2 separate regions of the Homo sapiens genome follow, and region 2 is linked to region 1. A link is an interaction called in ENCODE POLR2A ChIA-PET data of the cell type or tissue named here. Cell type or tissue: endothelial cell of umbilical vein. All regions are shown on one strand. Links, peaks and the distances in the headings refer to the core of each region. The heading gives the core; the rest is flanking DNA.

Region 1 (12,153 bases), core at 1,867-9,866:
AAAAATGCCTTCTGTGGTGCCATGATAGTGGATGACAAAGTAGATAAACAGGAATCCCTCCTGTCCCCCAGATAGAAAGTCATATGAGTCGAGTCATCCTCCCGCATCTCCTGCCAGGCTACACCTGGCCAATGTGCTTATATAATACTGGATAATAGTGAATGAAAGTTTACATCCCAGGGTCTCCCAGTGAGTTTGTCCATTCATTCATTCACGCAAACCCATTAATTGCATCTCTCACATGTCAGGTACTATGCAAGACACAGGAAACATAAAGGTCAATAAAACCCTGTCTGGACCCTCAAAGAACTGCAGACTGATGCATGAGACAGGTCCACAAATAATAATGCATCCCAATGTATCTCTCAGTGTTGAACTAAAAGAGTGGGCTCTCTGTCACAGCAACTCTCAACCAGGGCCAATTTTGTGCCCCCCACCCCCACCCTGGGACGTTTAGCAGTGTCTGCAGACATTTTTGATTGACACAGCTGGGGTGAGGGATGCTACTGGCTTCTAGTGGGTAGAAGCGAGGGATGCTGTTAAACATCCCACAGTGCATAGGACGGTCCCACAACAAGGAATTATCTAGCCCCAAAAGTCAACAGTGCTGAGGTTGAGAACCCTCATCTAGTGGGATAAAATATGATGTAGTCAGCTCTGTCTGGTCATCTCTGGAATTTGAGCCGACTTGATCACTTTTGTTCTTTTCATAGTTGTGTCATTGATTGGCTTTTGCTCCTAAGCAAGTTACTTCGCCTCACTTGGCTTAAGTTTCCTCATCTATAAAATAGATGTAGAGTCTCTGATCTCTAAATCCATTCTAGCCTAAGAAGCTATGGTCTTCTTGGGCCAATATTTATGCTTTCACTGAACCCTGCTTCCGAGAGGAGAATGCCTTGGCCAAAGACTGTTTACTCCACTCCAGGTCAAGGAGATAAACTAGTTTCCTGTGTTGATCTGGAGTCTCACTCAGGAAGGGCAAGCATGACCTCTGCCCGAGGACCCTGAGTTAGGACACTTCCATCTTTGGAGTTTTCTCATCAGCAAACAGGAACTACTTAACTGCTCTGCCTCCCTGTGTCCGGAGGAAGCCTTTGAGTCAATGAAGAGATGGAAAATTACCCGGATGCTGTTCCTGTGACTAGGTCCAAACCACAAATGCCACTTTTCTCCCTTTGGGGGGCCTGTGGCAAGGACAGGGTGGGGAGACACTGTGCTGTCCCTGTGGTGTAGGCTGGTGGGCTGGGCCGGGGAGGAGTAGTGTCTCTTTATCTGTCTGTGGGGCTGCCTCAGGGAGGACCTTCGTCATTTTTCTCCCTGAGGACAAAAAACTTCAATTCTTGGCCACATATTTTAGGCTCTGGGGACTGGGTAGGGATCTGGTGCCCTCAAATTCTCACACTCTCTCTCTCTCCCCCGCCGTGGCTTCAGGCTTAGTCACCAAACAGAAAGAGCTTTTCTGAGCCAGCCGGCTGGAGGACAAGAGCAGCTACAGAGACCAGGGGAAGCCAGGTCCCCACAAGACGCGCTCCTGCCTGGGCCTGAACAGAGGCCTCTTCAATGCTGCTGTGGTGCTGCTGTAACCAGAAAGGCAGAAAAAGGGAGACTAGGGCAGGGCTGGAGATGAGGGCAGGGCTGGTCTTGGCAGTGACACTGAGTTTGGTGTTATTGGGCTCTCTGTCTTGGCAGAAATGCATCAAGGATGGCAACTGGAGTATCTTCGTGTCCTCTCCCCTGCTACACCAGTGCCACCTTAGGTAGCAGATCCTGTGTGTGATGAACAAATGAACTGCTGTGAAAGAAAGAGAGAAAGAAAGAAAGAAAGAAAGAAAGAAAGAAAGAAAGAGAGAGAGAGAGAGAGAGAGAGAGAGAGAAAGAAAGAAAGAAAGAAAGAAAGAAAGAAAGAAAGAAAGAAAGAAAGAAAGAAAGAAAGAAAGAAAAACAACCCAGAGACATTAAGTAATATGCCCAAGTTATTTAAACTGCTAGTCAAGGGGAACTTCTATCAAATGTGCTTCACTGAACTTATCAACAATAAAAGTTCCAAATCAGACAAATATTTCCCACTCTGTATGTTTTCATTGCTTGGGATGTTGGGGGTTTTTCTGGAGGCGGCAGGGTTGGTATGATTTACATTAAGTAAAATGTGCAAATCTTAAGTACACCGCTTAATGACTTTTATATATGTATATACCCAAGAATCATGTTCCCAGATGAAGATATAAAACGTTCCCATTGTTCTAGAAAGTGTCCTCGAACCCTATTTCAGTTGATAGCCACTTCAAGAAATAACCAGGTTTTTTTCTACTTCTGTCACCATAAATTAGTTTTGCCTGTTCTTGAACTTCTTATTATCAACCTCATATTGTTTTCTTCAATATAATGTATTTGGGGTTCATCCACATTGTGTCAGTAATTTGTCCTTTTTGATTGCTGTGTAGTATTTCACTGTATAAATATATCACATTCTGTTTATCCATTGTTCTGTTGATGGATATTTTGATTATTTTCAGTTTTTGGTTATTGTAATATATTTATCCTAAAGATATGAATTGGATAGGGATAATTTTTTGTTAATTTGTCTCAAAACATGTGCCTATTTTAATTCCCCTTCAAACAAACTCTAATAAAAGTCATTCTCCAAAGCTCCCAGAAGTTGAGATAGAAAGAAGTATTTATTAAATTACCTCAAAGATCTTTTCAGACATGAAATCCTCTAATTCAATGTCTTCTCTAAGAGCTGCTGTTAAGCACCTGCTTGCATGAATTCTAAAATTTTCTCTGAACTGTAATACAGAGAGTGGTTGTTTCCATGTAGAAACAACCCCTGCCTCTATAAATTCACCGACAAAGACTAGAGAACTTATTCAAGCACAAAAAACATACTCATATCTCTTCACAAGATGGCACCTATTTCCAAATGAAAGATGCTCTCCTGTTCTGCGCACTGGAAGCAACTTGGGAGTGACCAGAAGAAATGGTGGAATGTAAATAAATATAACTACTTCATTTCAATCCTTTTTTCTTCCATGGAAAGCAACGGTGGTTTCTTTCTTGAGATAGGTGGGAAAGAATGAAGCCCACAATGGACTATTTACCAGGCCTCCAAAGCATTTCTCAGAATTTTCAGATCCTGCAGTGAATTCCTACCACCCATTGTATTCAGATTTTCATTTCGTCTAATGCTAACTCTAATGAGTCTATACCATACCTGGTGAGCCGAACTGCAGTACACACTCCATCACACCGTCAGTCTTCTATTTAACCCAGACAAAGGGTCTTTTATACTCTTCCTGGACATGAAAATAAAAGATTGGAAACAATCATTTTAATGATATATTTATTTAAAAAAAAACTTTGCCTTAAGATTTGTTCAACAAATATTCATTCAGCCACAAGGACTGAACTCCCAAAGCCAAAGGTTGGAGTCACCATTATTGTGGCACCTAACATCTTGTATGATGTCTAAAAAAAGGAAAATTCAAAAGAAAATTTGCACAATGGCCCACGATGGCTGTAGTCAGACATGTAGGTAATAAAACCTAGGCCTGTAAACTAAAGCTGACTTCTTGCCTGTGTAACTGGAGTTTGTTACATACTTCACTGACAGGTACTGGTTATAAACCTGTTTATCAGCTGTAGAACAAAGACAGGATGCAAAGAGTTGCCCTCCACCAGACCCTAAGGCACCTAACCTTTCTCCTACCCGCTCCACCATATATTTACCTTATCTTATGGACAGTGTCACCGAGCACCAATCAGAATCACAAAAATTCAACTACTGCTTCCCTCCTCCTTTCTCCCACCTTCTGTGCCACGCCTATCCCTCATTAGGAAATGTATCTATACTGTGCCTCCTGTAACCCACTTAGAGACACATTCTTAGTCTATACTGAGTCTGTGTTCCTGGGCTTCCGTCTTCAAGTGTGGCTCAGAATAAATCTAAGCATGATTTCTCTAAGTTCTAGTGCCTGTTATTTCACTTTTCAGCCAATGGTGTATACCATCCAAACACTGAAGTCCTACCCTCATCACACCTAAGACTGCAACCAAAAATACTATGGACAGGGCGGTGAGGCACACAGATTCCATCCCATCCCCTCTCTGTCTTCTCTCATCCCTCTTGGCTCAGCCCTGATCTCTCTTCTCCTCTCCCCTCCTCTTCTATCCCTTTTCCTACTTGGTCTCCTGTCTGCCGATCTCCAAGGCTCTTTATGAGTTCACAGAAAAAAGAAAAGGGGATGGGGGAATGGGGAGAGGACACACAGATGTAGCTGTTACAACTAAACAGCCTTTATACTCAAGCCATTCAGATTCCTGTATCCCACCTTTAGGTACTATTGGTTCCTCACCTTACCCCACATATAGCCCAGGAAGACCTTATCTGCTCTCCAGCTGGCCTAATGCACCATTATTTTCTCCAGATCCTTCACATCAAGACCCGAACCTCCCTCACCCCACCCACTTGGCTTTACCAAGGTAGGGAATGAAATTCCTCCCTGGGATCCTAATGAGCAGTGGTAGTCCCTGAGCTGCCAATCTCTCATCCTCACAACAGGCAGGGGTGGTGCTTGTCTGTCATTATGCTTGACTCCTTTCCCTTCCTTTCCCTAAGCTGGTCTCGCCCTTTTCTTAAAATGACAACACTGTGTAGAATCAGCTCCTGACAGCCTCACCCACCCCAATCAGCCCCGGCCAGCCAGGGCTCTGGAGGCGTCATCTGAAAACCAGGGTATTTTTTTCTAACCTCTCCCCGCCCTCCACCCACCTCTTGTTCTTTCAAGAACAAATTCTTTCCCCGGCATTTCTAAATTAAGAGGAAAAGAAAAGGAGTTTCTTCCATTTTCGTCGTGGATGAAAATAAGCCAGTTGTCAGTTATTTACCCAAAATCTGATTCGGAAATGACCCAGTCCTAGACTGGATTTAAATTTTAAAGGCAAACCTAAAAAGAGTTTCTGAGATATTTTTTAAAAATTCACCAAAAGTGGCCAGGAGGTGAATTTGCTAAGCTGTGGTTATTGGCAAGAAGAACTGCAAAGGCAGGAAATTCTCTGCATAACTAGCCCGTCTTCCCGAAGCCTGCCGGGAGCAGGAACAGGAGTTTCCAACTCCTCCCTGACTATTTCTCCTGAGTCCCCAGTCCAGGCACCCACTGGCTCTGGGCACAAGCCCGCCAGCCTCTTATTGCAAATCACAGCATATGTTCACATCCATTCATCGAATCCCATTTGGCAAGAGTTCAGGCAAGAAGGTGGGATTAACTTGCCAAGACACCAACCACTCCCTCACTACAGGCTGCACGAAGTCCTCTCCTTCTATGTAATCCAGCCAGACAGCAGCCAAGATGCTTACCTCAGGGAACGTTCCATTCTGGAAAATTCCTTCTGGAATCACTCCTTTCTGTTGCCCCACCAACTCCACCTCTCTGACCCAACTCCCACCACACACAGACACAGTGTATTAGTCAGGGCAGGCTAGGTGCTGCAACAAACATCCCCAACATCTCAGTCAATTAGTACAGAGGGTTTGTTTGTCTCTCATACTTAACATCTGAGCAAATATTGCTATGATTTTGAGGTTTTTTCCAAATTATACTTCTAGCCCTCGAGGTCTTAATTTTTTGAGGAACTGTGACTTATCCATGTTTATGTAACAGAGATGTCCCTCTTTATAGTTTGCAGCGTAAACAGCATACTTCAAGCAGGTCCCAGATGCAAGGTTTGAGCCTTCAAAAGCTGGTAGCAGCCGGAAATCCTATATTTTTATTTAATTCTGTATTTTACAAAATTCCAACTCCTTTGCTTTTATATATCCAAAAGTACCTGCATTCTTACCAGTAGGTAAGATAGATAGGAAATGGGAGGAAAAAATGCAAAGGAAATGAGAAGTCAGAGAGGGATCAAAACTTATTCATCCCTATCCAGCTCTGCCAACAACAGCAGCAGGCTGGTAGCTGGGTATGTAGTCAAGATAGACAACATACTCCCTGGAAGCCACAGTAGTGACCCTCCAGGGCTATGCTCAGTCAAGAAAACTACGCTAAAGATCTAAGCCCCTTCCCACAAGGACTCTTTCAGCTACTTCCCTGGGTGAGCAGACCCCAAGAGACCTGGATCGGGATGGGGTTCAGCAAGTACCTCACAGATCCAGAACCATTTCTCCCTTCTCTCCTGCCTCAGTCAGGTGGATTTATCAGCTCTCCCTGTCTAAGTATCCATCAGTCTAACCACCTCAAACCTCCTAGTAACTTCATTCTGGGGATCCAGTTGCCTGTCTCTGCCACTGGCCACAGTTGGAGCCAATCAGATGCCCATTCACAACAGATCTCCCTAGTTCTGAATCACAGGGGAGGGTGTAAATGCCTATAGTAGATTGTATTCCTGTTCACCAATGATGCCAGCTTTCCATGCTGTGGCAGAAGTATACATCCCTGCCCTGCTGGACTCAGAAACTGCCCTGTGACTTACTTTAGCCATTAAAATGGGTTGGGGGCAGGGGGGATGGAAATGTGGAATGTGTGTCACTTCTGAGCAGAAATTATGAGAGCCAGAGCATGGTTTACTTGACCCTTTTTCCCTCTGCCATGATGACCAAGCAGTGCTTCATATAGAAGCTGCTGCATTAGCCCAGGTCCCAGAATGAGGACAACATGGAGGAAAGCCATAGCCAACCCAGGATGAATACATTGCATGCATGAAAAATAAACCTCTACTGATTCTTGTTGTAAGCCCTTGGAACTTCGGGGTCATTTGTTAAAATGGTGGAAGCTTGTAGATCCTGACTGATGAAGTGAATGCCCTGCCCTCCCTTCCCAGAATGCTCTGGGAGTCCCTGTGTACATTACACCACCTTCTCCCCAGAGCTTTTCATACCCAAAGAGGCTTCTCAAAGAAATCATTTTGCATCTTTTCTCCAGGTCTGTTGCCTGCCTTCTTTAGCAAATAAGGAAGTCACAACATCTGCCCTGGCACGCCCTTCTAGTTTGGCCTCTACGGAAACTGATTGGCAGTTCCTTTTGCTAACGAAGGAAAAAACTGTAATCTCTGAGGGCACTGCCACCACCTACGTTTGCCCTACTGTGGTTTGTGCATGGTAGACACCAGTGGATGTTTGTTGTCTGAAGAGAACGGGGATAATTTTGAGGAAGAAATTGGTAGCATCATTAGTAAAATTTAAAAGCCTGAGAGGTAGGTGGGACCATCTAGAATGTGTTCCATCTAAATTTCTACTCACACCATGTCCCTGTTTTAGCAACCTCCCTCAAACCCCTCCCCGCCAAAAAAAACAAAGAAGCACCTATAAGCAAAGGGTGTAACTCGGTTATTTTTAAACTGAAAATACAAAGATCCAAGGCTTTGGGACAAGTCAAATAAAACTGCAATTTTTATCTCCCTGTCCTCCCCTAGACAAAGCACTTGCATCTGGAGTGGAGATTACGCAGGCATTCGGTCTGTGCAAAGCCCAGAAGCTGAACTGATTGCATTGCAGATGCTTTAGGGACACCTAAACACGGCTTAAGAGGCTCCACCAGGGCAGTTGGTGTTTCCATCAGAGAAAAGACCTGGCCCACTTTGTTCAATTGGCCCATCCATTGGTGGTCCAGCATTTACTTTCCTGAATCACTGCTCTGGCTAGCGGGGCTGGCAACAACAACTCAATATTCAAGCCTCACGTAGACACAGGAACTGAATTGCCCCAATGATTATTTGATCTGGCGCAGAACATGCTATACACAGTGGACTCCACGTTGCAGGTGGATGTTCTGGCCCGGCCTGGCAGAGGCGCGCACGTATCACCGAGTCGTATGCTGGCAACCCTTGAGGGCCAGATGACTTCTCTGCTTTGGAGGCTGGCACTTCATAATTACAGCTGTGTTTGTGTTGTCATACCCAATTACCTCACTTACAGCCTTAAAATAGAATCCAGCCAAAGGTGCTGGCTGCACAGACAAAAAGGGAGGCTTCACAGGACTCAGAACCTGGGGACTGAGCCAGAGGGGAGGGCTTGAAGCTGGACACAAACGTCCTAACGCTTAAAAACCCAGGACTCCTTTCCCTCTCCTCATGAGGGAAACAGAACAGTGCCGCAAGACTGTAAATGAATGAATAGGAGCATGATGGAGACAGAACTCCAAGTCAATCTTGTTTCTAGTTTGGAAACATTCATTTACCCATGAATGAAGTCAACCAAAGAGGGGATCTTAGGTGTCTTGTTAGCTAAGGGAGAAAACCCAGAAGAGTTCTGTCACTGTGTCCGTATGTCCCTCCAATGATGGGAATACCCCAATCCACAAGTGACTCTTCTCTCCAAAAAGAATTTCTGCCATCTGCCATCCCCACAGCTGCAGGCCACAGCAGAGAACCCAATGCAGAAGAGATCCCTCCAATTACAGAGCAAGAGCCATTCCCCAGGCAGGTAGGGAGAGAACAGCAGCTTATATCCGAGGGCAAAGAGGAAGCAAACCTCTGTAGAAACCAAGTCGTAGCAATGCCCAGCACTCGCCTCGCTCTCAAGCTTTCTCCACAGAAACCATAAGGCCCTGCTCCTGAGCTCTCCAACTAGGCTGGGGATACCCCTAAAATTTATTTATTTATTTTTTGAGACAGTCTCACTCTGTCTCTCAGGCTTGAATGCAGTGGTGGGAACAGAGCTCACTGCAGCCTTGATCTCCCAGGCTTAAGTGATCCTCCCCATTCAGCCTTCCAAGTTGCTGGAACCACAGGCCTATGCCACCACACCCTGCTAAATTTTTTTATGTTTTGTAGAGAAGAGGTCTCACCATGTTGCCCAAGCTGGTCTCAAACTCCTGGGCTCAAGCAATCCTCCCGCCTTGGCCTCCCAAAGTGCTAGGATTGTAGGCATGAGCCACCGCCCCTGGCCAGACCTTCTTGTCTGCTCCCTCTCTCCTACCCCATCTCCTGCTCTCAGACATCTGCACATTTCTGATTTTATGTCCTCAATCTTTCTTAAATCCGTGCCTCCTCTCCTTACCACTGGCTCCTGCCCTGATTCAGGTCTTTATTATCTGTCCCTAGAGCTTGGCAGCTTCTTGACTGGTCTCCAACCCTGTCAAATCCACCCTCCACGGCACAGCCAACCATAAAGCCAAGCACCCCACCCACCTGCTGGGACCCTCCAGGACTCCCAGTGACCAGTAGAGTGCAGTGCACATTGTAGCCCATGACTCTCCACCAGGCCTTCCTGTCCCACCAGACAGCCTCCCACTGCTTCCTGCTCCTACTTGATCTTCCAGTAAGGCTAAATGGCATGAGGTTCTGCACCTACATCAAGTTGTCTCTCCCCTCATGCTGTTTTTCAGGTTGTCCGCTCCCTCACCATTCCTTCTCCCACAACCTAGTTAAATCCAATGCATCTCTAAACACTTAATTCAGATTTCAACCCCTCCAAGAAGCCTTCCCCGACACCTCTCTCCCTCTCACTTTCTACATGAGAATCCTCCAGCGTTAAATGTAACATCATGTGCTCTGGATATCTGCAGCGGAGTCTATTGCCGCCATTGTTATGAAGATTCTTGACAGCAGGGGATCTGTCTTATTTGATGTGGTGTATACCTGCTGCTGGGACAGAGGAGATTTTCAAAACCTAGATGAATGAATGCATGAATGAATGAGTGAAGGACAAACAAAAGGGTATTGACTGAGCCACTTTTGTGATTCTGCCTCAGAGAGAGCAGAATCTTCCCCCGCATTACCATGAGAAGGGCCCAGACCAGAATTCCCTCCAATGCATTGCACTTCCCATGTCTAGAAGCCACAGCCACTTTATTGGTTTTCTTGTTTTTTTTGTTTGTTTGTTCTTTGTTGTGGTGGTGGTTTTTTGTTTGTTTGTTTGTTTTTGAGATGGAGTTTTGCTCTTGTTGCCCAGGCTGGAGTGCGCTGACGCGATCTTGGCTCACTACAATCTGCGCCCCCGGGTTCACGCGATTCCCCTGCCTCAGCCTCTCAAGTAGCTGGGGTTACAGGTGCCCGCCACCATGCCTGGCTAATTTTTTGTATTTTTGGTAGAGACGGGGTTGCACCATGTTGGCCAGGCTGGTCTTGAACTCCCGACCTCAGGAGTCTTGAACTCCCGCCCTGGCCTCCCAAATTGCTGGGATTACAGGTGTGAGTCACTGTGCCCGGCCTGGTTTTCTCATTTTCATCTCAGCCCCTGCTAGGCAGCATATGGAAGTGTCTACCATACAGTAGTTGTGTGACCCTCGTTACTTATCCTTTCTAAGCTTCAGGTTGCCATATGTTAAATGGACCCTATTTTAGTATCTACCGAATAGAACTCCTGGGAAAACTGAATGACATAAAATGAGATGTGTAGTCAGAACTCAGTAAATGGTAGATGTAACTAAGCTGGAAAATTGACTAAGAAATACAGGTAGGCGGGCCGGGCATGGTGGCTCATGCCTGTAATCCCAGCACTTTGGGAGGCTGGGGCGGGTGGATCACGAGGTCAGGAGATCGAGACCATCCTGGCTAACAAGGTGAAACCCCGTCTCTACTAAAAAATACCAAAAAAAATTAGCCAGGCGGGGTGGCGGGTGCCTGTAGTCCCAGCTACTTAGGAGGCTGAGGCAGGAGAATGGCGTGAACCCAGGAGGCAGAGCTTGCAGTGAGCAGAGATCGCACCACTGCACTCCAGCCTGGATGACAGAGTGAGACTCTGTCTCAAAAAAAACAGAAATACAGGTAGGCGTAGTGGGAGTTCAGAGTGAAGATGTATTGGACAACTATTGCCTTCAGTAGAACACCTCCCCCTAAAGTATTCCTTACATAATCAATAGCTCTCAGAAGCTCCACTGTCATGATTTTACTGTGCTCTGCTACAAAAGGCAGTGTTATTCATTTCCTTACCAGTCTCAACCAGTGCACTCAGGATCGTAGCGGGAACAAGGAAAACATGGGGAGAGAAAAAAATCAGTACTGTATACTAGGCCAGGCCTTCCCGAGACTTCAATCAGGCCCCTTGAGAAGCTGTAGATGTTCGCCTCCTGGTGCCAAGGTGTAGTGGTGAGAGAGAAGGCCTGACTCATCATCTTAGGAAATGAAATTAGTTACAAACACATTCATTCCCAGCCCAAGTCCAAAAGCTAATCCTCACCCCAGTTTAGTAATTAGCAGGTGACAATTTGGAGATTTGAGCCTACAGATTCGAAAAGTCTGGGACTGGAGGCCAAAATGGTGATTTCTGGTCCTGGATTCCCCATGGCCTGGCAAGCCACGTCCATCGTCCTCACTCACAAGAGTGTCGGCAGGACAGCAGGGAGGCCTGAGTCTTCTTGGCTTCAGCATCAATCAACAAGTATTCAATGGGCAACTGCAGGGTGCTTGCTACCCCGTGCTAGGTCCTTTGGGCAATCCTTGCAGATTTACAAAGTACAAAAAGAAAACATTACACCAGAAGCAAAGATAGTTAGAGCCAGTAAGACTAATCTGATGAGTAGAGGCCATTGTGTGTTGGAGCCAGCTCTTACGGACTTCCTGAGAGCCGATTGTTAATATTTCAGAAACTTTGCAAGCCACTTGTTAAAGTATCAGTAGCTTGAAATCAGCCATGAGTATTTTCACCAGGGGAATTGGCAGGCACTACAAATGAAAGTTTCTCCCCACCCCTCTAGAACTGGTTTACCAGCACTCCAATAAGGAGTTCCTAAAATATAAGGCTTTAAGGCAAGCGAGGGGAGTGGTTTTGCATGCGGGCTCTGAAATCACATAGATTTCTCTGAGCCTGTTTCTTCATGTGTATAGAGCTCACATATATTCAATGCTTACTATGTACCGGATATTATTCTCAACATTTATACGTATTAATGCATTGATACGAGTTAGTGGGTGCAGCGCACCAGCATGGCACATGTATACATATGTAACTAACCTGCACATTGTGAACGTGTACCCTAAAACTTAAAGTATAATAATTAAAAAAAAAAGAAATTACAAGTTAAAGTGCTGCAGCATAAAGAAGAAAAATAATCATTTATGCCATTTTTAATACAGAACCTATTTCCAAATCAAAACCCTTTACACTTGGAATATTGTCAAATCTCAAATTTTTACCTGGCTGAGATCTACGACCACCTTTTGAAACAGAGACAGTGTAGGTATGATTACTCCCTGTATACTCAAGGGTTAGGAAAATGG
Region 2 (12,153 bases), core at 95-8,094, 170 kb before region 1:
AGTGCCCTAAAATGGTGTTCTTATGACCTGCAGAAAATATTTACACATATTTCCAAATATTTATTTCATGAGCAGTACAGCTAATTAAAATATATAAGCTTAAATTTTATATCTTACATTTAAAATATTAAGATTCCTTTGACTTGCCATCCATATAAGCTTGCTAAAAATATTAAGACCAAGTCATGCAATAATTGAATGTACCTCAAATTTTTAGGGGAGGGTGGGTTAGGGACTGATACTCAGATTGTGGATAATAATTGAATTGGTTTTTAAAGGCAACATAGCATTCTACAGCAGGGTTAATCTATTATCAAGAACAGTCACCCTGGTTAATAACAAGTTTTACTGATCAGTTGCTGGTTGGTTGGTTGGTTGGCATGTGGGTGTGTGGGTGTATAGGTGTGTGTGGGTGTGTGTGTGTATTTTTCCCCATGAGTCCTTTTTTTAATCCTGTGGCTTTTTCACTTACAACTAGCCTAACCCTGTAATTTTCCTACATCCAAGAAAACAATCACAAAGTAGTGGTTTAAATACTTTGTTGTATTTGGCTAATTTTGCTGTCTTAATGCAGCCTATTAAGAGTTGGGTTAAAAATCAGTAATCAGTACTTTATTACATCACTGAACTAAAATATGGAGACATCCTCATTGAAAATGGAGGGCACTCTATCAGTCTATAACTATCAACGTAGTGCAACAGGGTGTTTTGATACCTTTGTTTTCACCTCTTGACATAATGCTATTTAAAGGCTTGAATTTTTCCCTTTATATAATTTTCACCTTTACTTTCAAAGTGTTTTGTTGTAGTTGGCTATTGCAGAGAGTGCATTGTCCTATCATTCCTAAACCTGGTCTGCTTTCTACATTCATGGTATGGAAACCATGTGATTCTTTGTACAGTTTATCCTGATGTTGCTTGTAATGCAGTAGAGGCTATTTCGCCTTCGCTTTTCTTTCTCGACCTTTTTGTAAACCCTATAATTATGAAGCGATTGCTTGAGAAAATAACATATAAACATAGAATAGAATAGACTGACCAAGATGGTTCACAGTTTCTTTTTTTAACTAGGTTATTTATAATGTATTTCTGAACCACTTGGCAGACAAATTCACAACACTTAATGTTCATATTTTGAGTAAAGGAAGCTAAAACCATGTTTGCTTTCTGGTACTACATGCATTAGCGAAAGGTTAAGTAAGTTTTGTTCTCCACTGAAGTAATACTTAACATCTCAGAAAAAATTTTGCATGTTCTGTAGTTTTGTATTAAATCAGTCATTTCATATGCACTATATCAAGTACAAACAGGTAGTTTACCTGTTTATAGTAGTGTACTAACAAAGTCTCCCTTGCAGCTTCAGACTGTTATCTATAGGCTTATCGTTCAAATACAGCACTTGAATATCCCAAGTAGTTCTTCTACGCATAGCTCACCTTTCTAAACCCAGTTAAGCATGGAAGAGAGGTAGTAGGTAGGTGCAGTGTGTGGAAGCTGCAAACAAGTAGGCCTTTTATTCATTGATATCTTTTCCCAAGTACTGGATTTTAAATCTGTATGTATCTGTTTGATTTTTTTTTCTAATATTTCAGTTGAGCTGCTGTTTTCTTCCATGCAATATTGTATACTCAATTGTGTATAGAAGAAGCTGGTGAGAGTGCCCTCCTACATAAATAAGCAATTGCAGTGTTTTGCATGCAAAATATAAAAAATTTAAATTGTCCTGATTCTATTTTGTAAATGGAGAAACAATCATATCTTTCTAAGCGGTAATGGAGGAAGACTAGTGCTTTGTGCATTTTGATATATTTGAGTTCATTTTTTCCACAATGTCATACTTTTGACGCAGTTGGGTTTCTCATAAGTATCCTAGTTCATGTACATCCGAATGCTAAATAATACTGTGTTTTAAGTTTTGTGTTGCAAGAACAAATGGAATAAACTTGAATTGTGCTACAGCTAATGTGTCAGCAGCATTTTTCTCAGTTATTATCACCTTCCTTTTGTAGTCATCTCTACAACTATACCAGAAGCTTGATTGACTCAAACATTTAGTTAATCTTATCCCACTTCTAGAAAAAAATGAGTGGAGGGAAAATAAAACATAAAGATTTAATTGAAATAAACCTTACCAGTCTTTGAAAGGATTTGCTTTTGTGTCAGTCTCCTGACATTGTTTTACTGTAACTTCAGTAACGCTCCTGGTTGACGGGGAGCAGGGTGTAGCCAGCACATCCCAGATCGTCAGGATCTTCAGGGGGCTTGAAGAAAATGGAGTCGTGGTTAAACCTCTGATCCTTTCATTGCTCATCTAAGTTGCTCCACATTTCTTGGAGATCTGCATTTCCCAAACTCAACTACGAGCACTTTTTTAGAGTGTAATTTTCAGGATGAGTGATCACTTTGAACCTTAAAACTGAACAAAATTAAATACAAAATCAGTTTGATTGTGTTGTAATCTTGTTAGCACCAGAAGACTATTGCAGTTTACTTTTAGTGATAGAAAAAAAATATATATGTGCAGATACTAAGTTACAGCAAAAGCTGTATTTTAGAACTTTCACATTGTTGACTGAAGTATAAATGGGGACCATGTACGGCTTTAGGTGGAAGTGATTACAGAAATTTTTTTAAGTTCTCATTTTAAGAATTGGAATCTAGGACCGGCGCAGTGGCTCACGCCTGTAATCCCAGCACTTTGGGAGGCTGAGGCAAGGAAGATCACTTGAGCCCAGGAGTTCGAGACCAACCTGGGCAACAGAGGGAGACTGAGTCTCTACAAAAAATTAAAAAACAATTAGCTGGGTATGGTGGCAAGTGCCTGTAGACCCAGCTACTTGGGAGGCTGAGGTGGGAGGATTGCTTGAGACTGAGAGGTTTGAGGCTACAGTGAGTGAGCTGTGTTTGTGCCACTGCACTCCAGTCTAGGCGACAAAGCGAGACCCACTCTGAAAAAAAGAATTGGGGTCTGTAAAGAAAGTTTAAATCTGGTTAAATACATTTTAAAGGGAATAGAGTCCCCTTATATAATGATTGAAGAACAGACCAGCATATGTGGATGGAAGGCACACACCTGGTGGAAAGAAGGAGCTTAGAGGGAAATTAGTTTGCCATTAGAGAATAGCTGTCATAGGACTTTTCATGCAGCACAGTATACCAGACCACCATAAGATTTTTTTTTTTCTCTTTCTGTAGCATCAGTGATTCTCAAAATGTGGTCTCTACACCAACAGCATTGCCATAACCTGGAAGCTTGATAAAAATGCAAGCTTTTGGACGCTAGCCAAGACCTACTGAATCAAACTCGGGCTGGACCCAACAGTCTATGTTGTAACAAGCCCTCTAGGTGATTCTGATGCGTGCTGAAGTTTGAGGACCATTGAATAAGACCATAAGAGCAAGAAACAGTCAAATAGCCTATAAATAGATGCCATCAGGCATGACTTCCTAAAGAGAAAGTAAATGGAAGCCTTTAACATGTGAAATGTAGCAAAACTGGCCAAGTTTTGAAGCTCCAGATGTCCAGGAAAATCTTTAAAAATGAGTTTCAAAGGTATATTCTGGCCAAAAGAAGTCAGGGTGAAATGTAACAATGGTTCCAAAGGTGTAATACTGGTGAAAATGACCCTTAGTTATTCTTAGGAGGTTTTTCCGCCTTATGTCCCCAAAGCTGGATTCCTGAGACTCAAGCCTTACCCTTACCTTACCTTTCCTTGAATTCCAAAGTAAAGTGGAAGGTGGAAGCCAGGCACAGTGGCTCACGCCTGTAATCCCAGCACTATGGGAGGCCAAGGTGGGCAGATCACTTCAGGTCAGGAGTTTGAGACCAGCCTGGCCAACATGGGAAAACCCCATCTCTACCAATAATACAAAAATTAGTTGGGTGTGATGGCGCACGCAGCTCCTTGGGAGGGTGAGGCACAAGAATCGCTTGAACCCAGGAGGCAGAGGTTGCAGTGAGCCGAGATCGCACCACTGCACTCCAGCCTGGGCAACAGAATGAAACTGTCTCAGAAAAAAAAAAAAGTGGAGGGCTGGGAGAGACATGTAAAGAATTCTTGGGACCTATGACATGAACTGCAGTCTCATGCTTTTTATATGCAGGTCATTGTGGGGTGCAGGACTGGCAGGCAGAGCCACTCTGGGAGGAAGTCAAAGGCTGCTTTCTCAGCCCAATGCCCCGTTTGCTGTCACAGTGTGCTGTGAAGATGGATTCCCCACTGCAGTGGGTGTGCTGCTGGCTTGGAAACAGCAGCCTTGGGGTGGCCAGGTTCCCTGGAGTGGAGTGTCCCAATTTCTCTGCACAGTGGAGTGGCTTTTGCCCTCCGTTTTTCTTTATGGGTGGCCACTCATCCTATCCAACTAACTAGGTCCTGTGTCAGGTCAACGATCTTACCCAGATACCAGCCAGATCATCACACATCAGCCATGGGATATTTTTCTCCAAGGCTTTTACTTCCTTAAAATATGATTGCTGATTGAGAAGAGAGAATTTAACAACAGCTTTAATAGCACCTGGCCCTCAATAGACATTTCACTGTGTTTGTTCTGAATGATGACGTAAAACCATTATACAGTAAAATGTGAAAACAGCTTTGATTCAGTAAATCCTGCCCTAGAAAAGACTATTAGAAGAGCCATGAGGCTACCTGTGTCCATGTACCCAAATATTGACCATGGAGCCTCATAAGTACTACTGATATTGATTGCAAACTGAAATCAATGATGTGAAGACAAATATCACAGAGTCACAACAATTCACTGAGGAAATGCTGAGCGTGGGTCAAATGCAGGTCACTGTGAGACATCATGACACATACTCAGGCACAGCTATACATGACAAAGCAAAACAAAGCATTGTCTGGCCACTCCAGCAACTTCTATGATTCAGCAGCTGAAGCAGCAAGGATGGTCTTATTTCCACTGTTTTGATAGAACAGTGGATCACGTGTCTGGCAACACTCGTAGCAACAGCATCTTGTCACACAAAGGAAAATAATACATAGACAATTCCTAGCCACCAGATGTTGGTTTTGAGAATACTACTAGATAGACTTTTTTTAAATAAGCTATATTTTTCTTCTTTTTTTTTTTTTTTTTTTTTTGAGACAGAGTCTTGCTTTGTTACCCAGGCTGGAGTGCAGTGGTGCAATCTTGGCTCACTGCAACCTCCGCCTCCCGGGTTCATGCGATTCTCCCTGCCTCAGCCTCCTGAGTAGCTGGGATTACAGGCACCCACCATCACACCTGGCTAATTTTTGTATTTTTAGTAGAGACGGGGTTTTGCCATGTTGGCCAGGCTGGTCTCGAACTCCTGACCTCAGGTGATCCGCCCGCCTCGGCCTCCAAAAGTGCTGGGATTACAGGCGTGAGCCACCACGCCCATTTTTCTAAGGTTTTACTTACAAATCTGGAAGTGTCTTGTATACCTATATCCTCTTCCTAGTATCTAATAATGTTCTGTATGTTTATACACATCCCCCGTGGCAAGCTACCAAATCTAATTACGTCACTGCTACTCTGTGATTTGCTAGTCAAATTTCATTAGGCTTGAAAGTCTTCAGATCAAAACTAATTTATGGTAATTTTTCAGTTAATAGTTCATGAGATTAGACCACAACACTATGAACCTAGAAACTCTGTAATATAACATTCTTATTTAAAATTATCACTTAAGGGAGTTAGGGTTTTATGACATTTTGATGTTAGTTTCACCATTTTAACTGAACATTTACTATTATCTGGGGACCATTCTAAATATTTTATGTGAACTGACTCATTTGATCTTCCTAATAATCCTATGAGGTGGGAATATTGCCATCCCTATTTTTAGATGATCAAACTAAAATGAGAGGTTAAGTGACTTGCTTATGGTCACACAACTAGTTAGTGGTAAAGCCAGGCAGTCTGGATATAAAGTTTGTGCTTTCTACACTTATATTGCCTCTCCAACTCTCACTGAATCAACTAATTACATTTTATTCTATGAATACAGCTTTTTCTAAGACTCTTTAAAAGATGCTTGGAAAATATTATATGGACTTATGATTTTAAACAATTACAAATCTTACGCATTGATCTGGATGAAATCAGGTTCTACAAAGACAACATTTAATTTTCAAGTTTGAGAAGTAACAATACTTTAGTGTAATAAACAATTTTTTTGACAGTCTAGAAAATTGTGATATAATCAAGAATTGACAAACCATGGTCCCCAGGCCGAATCTGGCCCATTGCCTGTTTTTGTAAATAAAGTTTTATTGGAACGCAGCCATGCTCATTCACTTACATATTACCTATGACTGCTTCCAACACTTCAACAGCAAAGGTGAGCAGCTGCAACAGATGTAGTTCATGAAGCCCACAATATTTATTATCTGGCCCTTCACAGAAAAAGTTTGCCAACCCCAAGATATAGATGTTTAGAAGGCATAGGTTGAGAAATACTCCCAAGGATTGGCCAGCACCTCGTTACAGAGGGGTTAGCAAAATCATGAAAGAATGTAATGAGTTAGTTGAAGCAAATGAAAGGCCAAACCCATTAATAACACACCACTCTTTATGCCTGAAGTAGACTGTTACAATAATGGTCCCCAGTGAATCATGCCTATGGGTATCTGTGTCCTTACATAATCCCTTTGTATATTCACTCTTGATCTTGGCTGTGTGACTTGCTTGGCCCACCAAACATGAAGCCGGGAGAAGCTTGACAAGTGCTTCCTCATTAGAGCTTGCCTTCCTGGATCTTAGCATGGAACGAAGTCTGGAGTCACACTGCAGAAGAGGCCACATGAAGAACTGAGGTGTCCCAGCCAACAGCCCCAGCTAACCACCGGACATGTAAGTGGGGCCGTCCTGAACCATCTAGCCTCAGTCAATCCCCAGATAACTGCAGCAGCATGAGTGACCAGAAGGAGAACCAGCAGCTGAGCTCAGTCCAAACTGCAGACCATGAACAAATACAAAGAGGTGACTTTAAGCCACCAGATTTAGGCACAGTTTTTTTATGCAACACTTGACACAGTGCCCTAGCTGATGGATGTCTGATGAGAAATTAGGAGCATCACCTACAGACAGGAAAATATGTCTAAATATTAAAAATGACCCAAAAAATGATACCCATGAGATAACAAGCAAATACCATTAAGGACCCAGGATTTCCTTTTCTTTAAACTCTTGAAGGAAAGAAAAATAGATTAAATAACAAAAACCTTTGCCTTCCATCTAGGAATGGTTAGGTCCTGTAAATAACCAACTCTCGTGTTTCTCTCTGTGGAATCCTTTTTATCCCTATCTACCCAGACAGAATAGAGTCTCTCACATCCTTGTAGATTTTTCTTTCTGCCTGCTGGATGATTCAAAGGCTGGTAGGGATTTGCTGGTGATATGACTTGGCTGTGTCCCCACCCAAATCTCATCTTGAATTGTAGCTCCCATAATTCCCATGTGTTATGGGAGGGACCCAGTGGGAGATAATTGAATCATGGGGGCGGTTTCCATATTGTTCTCATGGTAGTGAATAAGTCTCATGAGATCTGATGATTTTATAAGGGGTTTCCCTTTTCACTTGACTCTCATTCTCTCTTGCCTGCCACCATGTAAGACGTGCCTTTCACCTTTCACCATGATGTAAGGCTTTCTCAGCCACATGGAACTGTGATTCCATTAAATCTCTTAATCTTTATAAATTACCCAGTCTCAGGTATGTCTTTATCAGCAGTATGAAAATGGACTAATATAGCTGGTATGAGCCAAGTAACTGACAAGCCAGTGACTTTAAGGCAAATTATTATAATAATGAGAAAAGGTTTTGGCTTAAATAGCAGTTGTGGGGTGCAAAGAGGGAGCAGGACATCGTGGAACAAAGCCAAGCCACGGTGCTGACATCCTCGCCAAGAGTCCCAGGCTAACCACAGGACAAGCCTGTTGGCCTTCCTGCTGGAGGAGGAGAAGGCAAGTGAGCCTTGTCCATGGCCAGCAAGGTGTGAGTATGCAGGTGGCGTCCCGAACAGTACAGCAGCACGGGGTCCCTAACACTTCATGCTTTCACTTCATATCAGCACTTCCTCTCTCAACCCAGACCCATGCAGTCATTTCAAAGCAGCTCCCTTGAGGTCCACACTAGCCCATGGTCACCCCAGAAGCTAACAATTGCCCCCAGGTACAGGACTGAGAAGGAAGAGAGAAGTTTAAGGGCAGGGAAAGGAGACGCATGATTTGTGGAACATAAATAATAAAGAGAACCAAAATTTCTACTATATACAGCTACAAAACAAACAGCTACAAAAAAATACAGCTACAAAACGAACTTGGGCCATTTCAGCTTGTAATGCATTTAATGGAGGTAGATGGTGAGGATAGTCAGCCTCTACATTGTAAGCTCATTCATTCAACAAATATTCAAGGCTGGGTGCAGTGGCTCACACCTGCAATCTCAGCACTTTGGGAGGCCAAGGCAGGTGGATCATTTGAGCCCGGGAGTTCAAGACCACCCTGGGCAACATGGTGAAGCCCAGTCTCTACAAAATAAAAGATAAAAAAAATTAGCCGGGCATGGTGGTGTGCACCTTTGGTCTCAGCTACATGGGAGGCCAAGCGGGGAGGATCGCTTGAGCCTGAGAGGCAGAGGTTGCAGTGAGCCAAGACTGCACCACGGCACTCCAGCCTGGGTAACAGACTGAGATTCTGTCTCGAAAAAAAAAAAGAGAGAGAGAAAGAGAAATATCCACGGAGTGTCTAAATGTGTGCCAGGCCCCGTGTGGGCACTATAGATGTTGCAATAAATACAGCATTTCTGACATGACTCCTGCCACGTAGGGCTTATTTCCTAGTAGGAGAGGGGAAAAAATATCTATTTGTAAATAAAATAATTACAAGTCATGATGTATGCTGGAAGGAAACAGACAAACTAGATGGGATGGCAGAGAGGAGCCACCTGCTCTTGGAGTGTAAGTGCCTACGTCTTACTCAGGTGTGTGCCTCTCACAGTGTTTACATTTGAATGCAATGTTGTAGCCTCAGAGAGCTAAGCTCCACGTGGTTAGATCTTTTCCCTATTTCAATTTATGGGGTTGCAACATTGACGCAGGCTGAGTGACAGAAGGGAAGGTGGCAGACAGCAGCAGCACTGGGACCAGAGGAAAGGTTAAGCAAGCCTTCCGGGAATGGCCTGCCCTTGCTAGTGCATCTCCTGCAGGGTGGCCTGAGAAGTGAGGTCCCCAGCCATCTCTCTGTGCTGTGGTGCACTCACTCATCAGGGGCCAGCAGCGGGTCCCCACCCTGATGGGTTCTACTCCAGAGCTCTCTAACTGGACTGCCCTCATGGGACCACATAGGAGACAGAAGCCCAGCTCTCCCAGGTCTCTGCAGCGACCTACTAATACTTCAGATCCAGGAAGAGAGCTGCACCTGCGTTTGGCAATCTTATGGAACAGGAACGTGGTCCCCAGGCTTTATCACACCAAGCAGCTGTGTTTTCCAATATCTCCTCGTCTCCCTAAGCACAGGGGTAATAGGGATTGGTTTTCATTTTTTTCTCACTCCTTCCTTTTCTTTTTGAATGTACCATTGCATAAATCCTGTAGTTCATCTTGTTCTATAGCTATGAGTTTAAATCTCGTTTCATGTCATTGTTAGCAATTCTTTCCATAATGGTAATAATCAATAAAAACCCTAGTTAAAACCTGGACAGCTGCCACCCCTTGACCACAGCCAGGGGAAAAAGTATTGCTGTGGTTTTTGATGGTGCTGAGGAGAACAAGGAATTCCTCTCTGAGGATAACCAAACCAAATGCAGAATGTTTTGGTTGTATGACCCAGGTAGGTTACCCTTTAAAAGTTTAAACTCCTTTATTTCAGAAAGTTGAAAAGGCATAACTTCAAAAGGAAGTGAAGTTTCACTCGTTAAAAATTAGGAAGTTTTTTTAAAAATCACATACCTGTGGCCCAGAACATTCTCATTTGATGAAATTTATTTCCATTTTCCTGAAATAGTCTTGATTTTTATTACGAGAGTCAAATACATTGCTTAATATGCCTGCTAAGTTACAAAGGATTAAACAAAGAGAAAGTATCTTTGTTTATTATTATTTTTCTCTTGCCACAGTTCTTTATTTGGGTTAAGGATTGCCTCGTGTTTCCTGACACATTTTTAGGGAAGGATTTTGTTTAGAGTTTTGCCACGTAGTGAATGAACTTGACAACCTTTTTGCCAAAAATCACATCTGTATTTTGCTCCCACTCTTTCCCTCTGAAGTTGTCTGCTTGTGAACGAGAAAGCACATGTATGCTTTCATAAGGCTGTGGGCTCATTATGTCAAAGGAGATGGTGTGGAAGCAGATTCCAAATACAGGATGCTGGGCCGCAGGAGGTGTGCTTGGGCCGGCCACCGAGGAGGAGCACTTCCTTCCTCCACACTGTGTTATGTTCTCCCCTGCACACATTGAGAGACATCAGTCCTTAGCACACAGACGAACTTGCATCCTGAAAGAACTTGTCCATGTTTCTTGTGCTCACAGTTGGCCAAGTTGTAAAGTGTTTCCCAGAGGCCCAGAGGCCCAGAGATAATTCTAACACCAGTAACTATACCTATATCTCTCTGTATTAGTCTGTTCTCACACTGCTATAACGATACTACCCAAGACTGGATAACTTATAAAGGAAAGAGGTTTAATTGACTCATAGTTCCACATGGCTGGGGAGGCCTCGGGAAACTTACAATCACAGTGGAAAGCGAAGGGGAAGCAAAGACCTTCACAAGGCGGCAGGAGAGAGAAAGAGGAACTGCCAAACCCTCATAAAACATCAGGTCGTGTGAGAACTTACTCCTTATCACAAAAACAGCATGGGGGAAACTGCCCACATGATGCAATCGCTTCCCACCTGGTCCCTCCCTCAACACATGGGGATTACAATTTGAGATGAGATTTGGGTGGGGACGCAAAGACAAACCATATCACCATCCAATGGAAATGAAATATAAAGATTCTCATTATCCCCTGCTTCCCTCTCCTGAGGATGCTTAATGGGTCTAATAAGGTATAAGTAAGACCACCCAGACCTCCACAGAATAATCAAGAGTTTGATGAGCAGCATCAGTGAGCCCGATTTCAACTAGACTTACTGTATTAGTCCGTTCTCATGCTGCTAATAAAGACATACCCAAGACTGGGTAATTTATAAAGGAAAGAGGTTTAATGAACTCACAGTTTCACTTGGCTGGGGAGGCCTCACAATCGTGGTGGAAGATGAAGGAAGAGCAAAGGGATGTCTTACATGGTGGCAGGCAATAGGGCATATGCAGGAGAATGCCCCTTTTTAAAACCATCAGATCTCGTGAGACCTATTCACTATCAGAAGAACAGCACGGGAAAAACCTGCCCCCATGATTCAGTTATCTCCCACCGGGTCCCTCTCATGACACATGGGAATTATGGGAGCTATAATTCAACATAAGATTTGGGTGGGGACCCAGCCAAACCATATCACTTACTAAAGGACTCAAGCATGTTTAAAGATAATCAGGCAAGAAGAAAGCGCTGAGAGCCCTGACATCACATCGATTTTGGAGCACAAAAAGAAAAGGTATGAAATTATTTCAAGATATTTACAGATGAGCAATCTATTTCAAGAAAGCAGTTGTGCTAAGTTTTAGGAGATCTAAAAGCACCCCATTTCCAATCCCAACAAATGAGGGTTTAAGGAGTGTGAAGGCATGAACAAGAATATCCTGGAGACAAGAATGTTAGGCCAGCCTGAAATCATCCTCCTGCATCCCAACTCCTAAGGCATTTTTATCTAATTCTTAAGGAGACAATCCCCACCAAAAAAGCCCATGGCACCCTCAACAAATGTGCATCATATTGTGACAGAAGTCTTGCCCCCACTGGAAAAAAGAAGTTGTGCACAACTAGAAGAGTTTCCAACACAGATGCTCTAAATCAAAACTAGAAATAGCAACCCAAATGCCAGATAGGGAAGCAGGCGACAACTCAAGGGCTCCTCACTGGGCTTAACTACCACCTCCAGGGGAAGATTCCTACATCCACATCTTTCTTGCAAACTCCCCATGCTTAGGCCCTTAACTCCAACTACCTTCTTTTTTTTTTTTTTTTTTTTTTTTTTTTTGAGGTGGAGTCTCACTCTGTCACCCA

What was found. Peaks named below come from ENCODE experiments on the same cell type or tissue, not always from the same donor. Only the 100,000 strongest peaks of a DNase experiment are listed, where the experiment ranks them.
Region 2: POLR2A ChIA-PET joins it to region 1 with 14 read pairs; 2 of 35 experiments call an interaction of 5 or more read pairs at or near these places.

What each region holds. Positions count from the first base shown.
Region 1 is chr7:135,751,225-135,763,377 of GRCh38, reverse strand. It overlaps LOC105375522 (a long non-coding RNA gene), which reads right to left and starts at 4,855. Exons shown (of 3, transcript XR_001745032.2): 1 at 4,769-4,855; 2 at 3,212-3,293. RefSeq lists enhancers at 8,648-9,563, 9,564-10,479. In endothelial cell of umbilical vein, for the core only: no CTCF peak of the experiment used is centred there; DNase peaks (open chromatin) are centred at 4,727 and 5,227; H3K4me3 peaks cover 411 bases; H3K27ac peaks cover 1,298 bases.
Region 2 is chr7:135,916,565-135,928,717 of GRCh38, reverse strand. It overlaps MTPN (myotrophin), which reads left to right. Exons shown (of 4, transcript NM_145808.4): 4 at 1-1,958. Among named protein-coding and RNA genes, the nearest start is that of MTPN, 55 kb to the left of the region's middle. In endothelial cell of umbilical vein, for the core only: no CTCF peak of the experiment used is centred there; a DNase peak (open chromatin) is centred at 4,857; H3K27ac peaks cover 2,374 bases.